Linked DNA regions of Homo sapiens: region 1 is linked to region 2. Evidence: chromatin contacts called from ENCODE Hi-C or POLR2A ChIA-PET data. All regions are on one chromosome and are shown on one strand. Each heading gives the region's core, a stretch centred on a gene start or an enhancer-like site at or near the end of the contact. The rest is flanking DNA. Distances are from core to core; before and after follow the strand shown. Region 1 holds the start of LINC02954 (long intergenic non-protein coding RNA 2954). Region 2 overlaps CD6 (CD6 molecule).

The links. Hi-C counts contacts between places; a loop is a spot of excess contacts on that map. ChIA-PET counts read pairs that join two places held with the same protein, here RNA polymerase II (POLR2A). Pooled maps may share reads with other maps.
Region 1: a loop to region 2 is called in a pooled map, with 2.0 times the contacts of the local background. The contact joins the promoter of LINC02954 here to the enhancer-like site in region 2. A Hi-C loop is called at or near these places in 6 of 168 maps with a recorded cell type or tissue (CD14-positive monocyte, IMR-90, Jurkat and 3 more), 4 of 37 single-sample maps with no recorded cell type and 12 of 50 pooled maps. POLR2A ChIA-PET finds 5 or more read pairs at or near these places in 24 of 52 experiments (B cell, CD4-positive, alpha-beta T cell, CD4-positive, alpha-beta memory T cell and 17 more).

Annotation. Positions count from the first base shown.
Region 1 is chr11:61,053,250-61,057,012 of GRCh38, reverse strand. It overlaps LINC02954 (long intergenic non-protein coding RNA 2954), which reads right to left and starts at 1,622. Exons shown (of 4, transcript NR_186234.1): 1 at 1,501-1,622; 2 at 1,220-1,328. All of the region lies in intron 1 of LOC105369325 (a long non-coding RNA gene), which reads left to right. RefSeq lists an enhancer at 1-283.
Region 2 is chr11:61,002,298-61,006,033 of GRCh38, reverse strand. All of the region lies in intron 1 of CD6 (CD6 molecule), which reads right to left. It overlaps LOC105369326 (a long non-coding RNA gene), which reads left to right. Exons shown (of 2, transcript XR_950155.3): 2 at 1,089-2,672. Among named protein-coding and RNA genes, the nearest start is that of CD6, 32 kb to the right of the region's middle. Within about 2 kb of position 1,538, at least 6 of the 41 ENCODE cell types and tissues checked have a DNase peak (open chromatin) inside an H3K27ac peak, as active enhancers do; they include CD4-positive, alpha-beta T cell and CD8-positive, alpha-beta T cell, where a contact is called at or near this core.

The sequences.
Region 1 (3,763 bases), core at 373-2,872, 51 kb before region 2:
CTTCAAATAAGAAATCCTTTTGTGCAGGCAGCACTCCAGGCTAAGTCAGGATTCTGGGGTAGGCACAGACCTCAGCAGTTTCTGCAGCTCCACTAGGGTTGAGCACCAGGGTTCCAGGCAGTGCGCCAGAGCTCAACCCCCTATCTGGGTCTGATCCTCATTTGCAGACCCATTTGTTACTGTGACGACTAATTATCATTGTGAGCAAATCGGGCAGTGCTGGAAAAGCCCTTTGTAAACCATTAAGGGCCCTGCAGGCATAAAGTCACAGTGAGCAATCCATCCGGCTGGTCACTTGGGGCAGCACCTGCTGACAAATGAGTGTCACCGGGTTACCCCCGGTTTGGGATTTACACTTTGGTCATGGCTAGGTGCAGTGGAGCATTGACTAGATGAAGAAAAGCACCTTTGGGGGCTTCAGGATGGAGCTCTGAGGTCTGCATCCACCTGAACTTGCAGGCAATGGTGTAGTGACCAGCTTCATGTAGGCGGCTCTGGGCCTTCCCTTCTCCAGGCCTCAGTTTCTCCCTCTGTATATGGGGACAGGTGTGAGGCCACCACGTTGCTGTGAGAATTCAGTGTGAGGCTTTTGCTCATCAACACACTTTGAGGTCTCAAAATTTAAAAATCCCCATTTGTTCACAATGATAAATGCCAAAAGCCTTTGTGGCAGGCTGGGGCCTTCTCATTTTTTGTGATTCTTTGACAGGATAAACTGATGATCTCTTCTGATGGAACTTTTTCTATTTTTGCAGCTATTTTCCCACCTTATTTGGGGGCAGTTGTTCTCAAATTTCTTTTTTTTTGTTGTTTAAATAGAGATGGGGGGTTCTCACTATGTTGGCCAGGGTGGTCTCGAACTCTTGGGCTCAAGCTATCCACCTGCCTCGGCCTCCCAATAAGTGCTGGGATTATAGGCATGAGCCACCGCGCCCGGCTTAAAATTGCTTAAGAATTACCGGGGGGACACTTAAAAAATGCAGGTTTCCTGTTTCTAGGCCAGAGGTTCCACTCAGTTGGTTCGGAGTGGGGCCCAGGAACCTGCATTTTCACAAATGCCCTTGGAGGAAGTGTTATCTAGAGTGTGTTTGTTGAGAGGAGAGGTAAGCCCAGTGTATGTGTGGCGGGTGCAGAGGTAGAGCTGAGCCCCTATTCCCTCCCTCCCTCATTTATCCCCAGCCTCCTGCCCCACCTTATCATATCTCCCACCTTAACATACCTCCTCTGAGCACCTGCACTTGGGCTTCGGCATAAATAGACCAGGTTTGACTGCTGCTTCTGACCCAGGAAAATATGTTCCGTGTCTTGGAGGCTGAGTTTTCTTGGCTCTAATGCAGGGGACGATATAGGGCTCAATGAGAGTGAGCCAGCCTTCTTATGCTTCTTTGTACTAGGCACTGGGGGCTCTGAGATGCTCAGCCTGTGGCTTCTCTCTGACCTTGGAGCTGGCCCACTCCTGTCACCCTGTCTTCCTGTCCCAGGGACCCCACTCTTCCTCACCTACGCCTTTGGGCTGACCTCACATTGTGGCCAGTGTTTGGGGAACAGGAAGCAGCCCCATGATGGGCAGAGCCCAGCTCTGGGCCTGTGGGGCCGTGAGGAGGTTCAGGACAGATGACCACATCTAATCCGAAGCCCAAGGAACTGTGATGAATGGCGTGAACCTCAGAAGGGACATTGTGATGAACAGAATGTGTCTCTAGCCCTGCTCTTGATCTTGGGGTCCCCCACTGCGCTGCTGGGATAGAAGAGTGAGGATGAGGATGAGAACAAGAGCTGCCGTTTACTCAGTGCGTGACCATGTGCAAGGCTGTCCTCAGCGGCTTGCTCGTGTTAACTCATTTAATCTTCACATCAGCCCCGTGAGGCTGAAACTGTTACCATCTCCATGGTAGAGATGAAGAGGCAGAGGCCCAGAGTCGTTAGGGAACTTGCCCACGGTCCCAGCTAGTAAGTTCTGGAGTTCCGTGTTGATTCCAGTTCTGGTAGTGCGGTCACACCCACTCTCCGCTATAGCCTTATGAATCACTAGGGCTGGCCTCTCCATAGCACACGACAATTTTCAAAAACACTCTCCTATATGGTAACTGAACTGATCCTTACACTATGTGCCAGCCACTTTTTAAAAACAGCTTTGTTGAAGTATTATTTATATACTGTAAAATTCACTTTTTAAAAAGAAATGGGGCCTCACTATGTTGCCCAGGCTGGACTCAGACTTCTGATCTCAAGTGATCTTCTCACCTTGGCCTCCCAGGTAGATGGGACTGCAGGTGACTTCACTTGTTTTGGTTGAAACTAAAAGTTTAATTCTGTTTAGTAATGTTATGAAGCTGTGCAACCACAGTCCAATTTTATAATTTTTTTTCTTGTTTTTTTGAGACAGAGTCGGCTCTGTTGCCTGGGCTTGAGTGCAGTGGTACAATCGTGGCTCACTGCAACCTCTGTCTCCTGGGTTCAAGCGATTCTCATGCCTCAGCCTCCTGAGTAGCTGGGATCACAGGCGAGTGCCACCAGGCCTGGCTATTTTTGTATTTTTAGTAGAGATGGGGTTTCACTATGTTGGCCAGGCTGGTCTCGAACTCCTGACCTCAGGTGATCCACCCGCCTTAGCCTCCCAACAAGCTGGGATTACAGGCGTGAGCCACTTCGCCCTGCCCAATTTTATAATGTTTCTATCACTGTAAAAAGATCCCCTGGTACCCATCTGCAGTCACTCTTCACTTCCACCCCAGATTAAGGTGACCATCAATCTACTTCGTGTCTTTGTAGTTTTGCCTTCAGATAAATGGAATTATGCAATATGTGGTCTTTCGTGTGGGGCTTTTTTTACTTCGCATACTGTCTTTGAGGTCCATCCACATACTGTCTTTGAGGTCCATCCATGCTGTAGCAGGTAGGCATGTGTGTTCTTTTCCCCTGCTGGGTATTATTTAATTGCATGGATATACTGTTTTTGTTTTTCCATTCACCAGTTGCTGGACATTTTGGTTGTTTTTAGTTTTGCCACCAGGTTCCCTTCCTGTTATTGTGCCGTTTTGCAGCTGGACAAACTTGAGTTCTGAGGATTATTACTGTCCCCACTCGAAAGCTGAAATTCCTTGCTGTTTAACCTGCCACAAAGTTTCAGAGCCAGACTCGAACCCCGTCAACTCAATTCCAAACCCATCCATGGTCCCTGATAACCCTTGGCTTCAGCTACGAGTCTGAGCACCCGTTTTTTTTCCCATTTGCTTTTTTTTGGTTGGTTTGTTTTGTTTTTGTTTTTGTTTTGTTTTGAGAGAAGGTCTTGTTGCTCTGTTACCCAGAGTGGAGTGCAGTGGCACAATCTCTGCTCACTGCACCCTCGGCCTCCCAGGCTCGAGGGATCCTCCCACCTCAGCCTCCCAGGTAACTGGGACTACAGGTGCACACCACCACACCTGGCTAATTTTTGTATTTTTGAAATAGAGACGGGGTTTCATCATGTTGCCCAGGCTGATCTCAAATTCCTGGGCTCAAGCAATCCACCTGCCTTAGCCTCCCAAAGGGCTGGGATTATAGGCATGCGCCACCGCACCTGGCCCCATTTGCTTTTGAGAATCCCTATCCTTTTGCTACTGCAGCTTTCCCACAGAGGGGCAGCCACCAGCCACGAAGAACTTTCTGAGGCTGCTGAGGCCAGGAAATCAATTTAAATTGAATAGTGGCTCACTATCTCTCAAGAGACAGGGGCTCACTTCCTGCAGCGGGAAAGAGGACCATGATGTGTGGTTTGGGCTTA
Region 2 (3,736 bases), core at 289-2,788:
GCCTTCAGACACTAAGAAACTAGCATTCATGAAGGACAGGTATTTGCATATTTGCATATATTGTTCCATTTACTTTCTTTCTTTCTTTCTTTTTTTTTTTTTGAGACAGAGTTTCGCTCTTGTTGCCCAGGCTGGAGTGCAATGGCTTGATCTCGGCTCACCGCAACCTCCACCTCCCAGATTCAAGCGATTCTCCTGTCTCAGCCTCCTGAGTAGCTGGGATTACAGGCATGCGCCACCACGCCTGGCTAATTTTGTATTTTTAGTAGAGACGGGGTTTCTCCATGTTGGTCAGGCTGGTCTCGAACTCCTGACCTCAGGTGATCTGCCTGCCTCAGCCTCCCAAAGTGCCGGGATTACAGGCATGAGCCACTACATCCAGCCTATTCCATTTACTTTCAACAATGCAATGAGGCAGGTGTTAGCATTCTTATTTTACAGATTAGGAAAAGGAGGCTCCAAAAGCAAAAATCAGTTGTCCCTGCCAGATAGGGTCCATTTATTCCACCAGAGCTACTATCCATTCTGCCCTGGGAGGCTGATCTGTTTGGATTAACCCCTGTCTTCCTGGGCCTTATGGCTTCTGTCAGATTCAGCCAATGGGGAGCCTTAGCAGAGCTAGGCAGAAGTGAGGAGAGCGAAGATGTGACACTTATTCCTCTGGCCCCCCCTGTGAGGTCCCTCGGGTAGGCTGTGTCCCTCATGTGAAGGACATTGCTTATTCAAGGTGACCTCTCCTTGACTGTCTCCTACTCGGACTCACTGACCACTCCCTGGTTGTGTCTCCTTTGGCCAGAAGTTGCTCTTAGATTCTACTTACTGCATTACCCTTTGTAAATAGTTCTTCTGTAAATAAGTCCCCTTTAAATTCCTATTCTAGGTTTCCTGGTGGGAACCCAACTGATGCGTGGGCCTGAGGCCACCCAGTGAGCAAGCTGCAGAGCCCGGATTTAAACTGTCTCCAAGGACTTGCCTCCCCTCTGGGCTGGGATGTTTGGGCTTGCAAAGCACAAAGGGAGGCTCTGGGGCAGGGACTGTTGTGGTTGCCTATGAACTCCTCTGCATTTCCTGGTTTCTCTTGCACTTAGGTTGGGCTGGTTGAAGCCTAGGCAGAAGACGTCTGCCTGCTTTTGAGCCAAAGCAGGGAAGAGGCAGTGAGCCATTTCCATTTACGTCTTCCCTGTTGAAGGATATTAGAGGCCCTGGGTTGCGGAGGAACTGCAAGAGGGAAGGGGATGTTGACCCAGCTTGGATTTTGTGTGAGTAAGGAGTAAGCCCTTATCATGTTAAACCATGAAGATTTGGGGGTGTCCTTGTTGCTACAGCCTTGCCTAGTCCGGCCTGACCGATACAGAGCCTGAAGACTCGGACATGACCACTACACATTCCTGGAGCTTCACCTGAGCAGATTCCACGGACATACCCCCTGAGCCTGAGCTTGTGCATGTGCGCGTGCACACCCTGGCAGACAGCCCTCTCCAGGAAACCGTGTGGGCCTCTTCATCATCAGGCAGAAAGTCTTCAGCCCTCTAATTGCCGTCCTCGCTAACTCCCTGGCTGGCTGCCCAGCCTGAGCCCCTGGAGGAGAAATGACTCCAAATTCAGAGCATAAACTCTGTGGCTGATGTATTAGAATGTTCAGCGCAAGAATTCAGATGCCCACAAGTTAGGATTTCAGAATCCCGGTTCCCACAGCAACCGTCCCAGTGCTCCTGCGTAGTTTTCAATGTTACTACATGGGGTGGGGGAGGGGGATTGAATGATGGCTGCAGTGTGTATGACTGTGAGGTGTGTGCATATGAGTGTGTGTGAGGGACTGTGTGCATATGTGATTACGACTGTGTGTGTGAATGTGATGTGTGTGGGGCAGGGGGGCTTTAGCTCTGCTCTGTATCATCTCTCTCTCTGGGTCTGGAAAACCACTTTCTCATGCATAAAGACAAAAATGTGTTCTCCTAGATCAGAAAACCCTAGAGGGCAGGGCCCATGGCTGGGTCAGCCCTGTGTCCCCCACAGTGTCCAAGGCAATGTTTGTTGATTGACTGAATGAATGAGCAGCAGCTGCCAGCTCCAAGGCAGCTGGTTGAAAGCGGATAACCTCGAGGGCTTTATTTTTGTGTCAAGCATTCTCCCATCCCCTATCCCAAGAAGGGAACCTGGCTTCTCTGTTCTCTGACTTCTGTGCTACAGGAACAAAAGCAGAAATTACCTGGAACCGTCTTTCCATCCAGGCCTCATTTCACAGAGGGCCGAATGGAAGATCAGCGTTTCTCAGACATCATTATCACCTTTTTTGTTTTGAGACAGTGTCTCGCTCTGTCGCCCAGGCTGGAGTGCAGTGGCACAATCTCGGCTCACTGCAACCTCCACCTCCTGGGTTCAAGCGATTCTCGTGCCTCAGTTTCCCGAGTAGCTAGGACTACAGGCGCTTGCCACGATGCTGGCTAATTTTTGTATATTTTTTGTAGAGACGGGGTTTTCCCATGTTGCCCAGGCTGGTCTCAAATTCCTGAGCTCAAGTGATCTGCCCACCTCAGCCTCCCAAATTGTTGGGATTACAGGCGTGAGCCACCACACCCGGCCCATTGTTACCACTTTTGCCTGGCCCTGTGCCTCACACTTTTCTTTAAATTGGTTCACTTTTTTGCTGCAATAAATTTATTTGAAAAGGAGCCTGCTATGGTTTGAATGTGTTCCAAGGTTCATGTGTTGGAAATTTAATCCCCCAATGACCTGTGTTGAGAAGTTGGATGTTTAAGAATTGATTAGGGCTGGGCGTGGTGGCTCACGCCTGTAAGCCCAACACTTTGGGAGGCCAAGGCGTGTGGATTACCTGAGGTCAGGAGTCCGAGACCAGCCTGGCCAACATGGTGAAACCCTGTCTCTACTACAAATACAAAAATTAGTCGGGTGTGGTGGCACATGCCTGTAATCCCAGCTACTCCGGAGGCTGAGGCAGGAGAATTGCTTGAGCCTGGGAGGTGGAGGTTGCAGTGAGCTGAGATTGCGCCACTGCCCTCCAGCCTGGCCAACAGAGCGAGACTGTGTCTCAAAAAAGAAAAGAAAAGAAAAGAAAAGAGTTGATTAGGTCATGAGGAGTCTGCCTTCATGAACGGATTAATGCTGTTATCACAGGGGTGTGTTGGTTATTGCAGAAGTGGTTTTGTCGTAAAAGTGAGAGTTCCACCGTCCCTCGCTCTGTCTCTCGTGCACTCTCTGGCCATGTGACGCCTTCCATTGTGTTATGATGCAGAGAGAAGGCCCTCATCAGATGTGGCCCCTAGATCTTGGGCTTTCCAGCCTGCAGAACTATAAGAAATAAATTTCTTTTTGTTTTAAATTACTCACTCTGTGGTACTTTGTTATAGCAACACAAAACAGAGTAAGAGCAAACTTTTACCCTTTCCTGTGAATTTGCTTTTTTACATCATTAAAGACACCTGATCATAAAAATGTTCACTGCAGATTTTTTTTTTTGAAACAGTGTCTTGCTCTGTCACCCAGGCTGGAGTGCAGTGGCGTGATCTCGGCTCATTGCAACCTTCACCTCCTGGGTTCAAGCAATTCTCCTGCCTCAGCCTCCCAAGTTGCTGGGATTACAGGCACCCACCACCACACCCTGCTAAATTTTTTTGTATTTTTGGTAGAGATGGGGTTTCTCCATGTTGGCCAGGTTGGGTCTTGAACACCTGACCTCAAGTGATCTGCCTGCCTCAGCCTCCCAAACTGCTGGGCA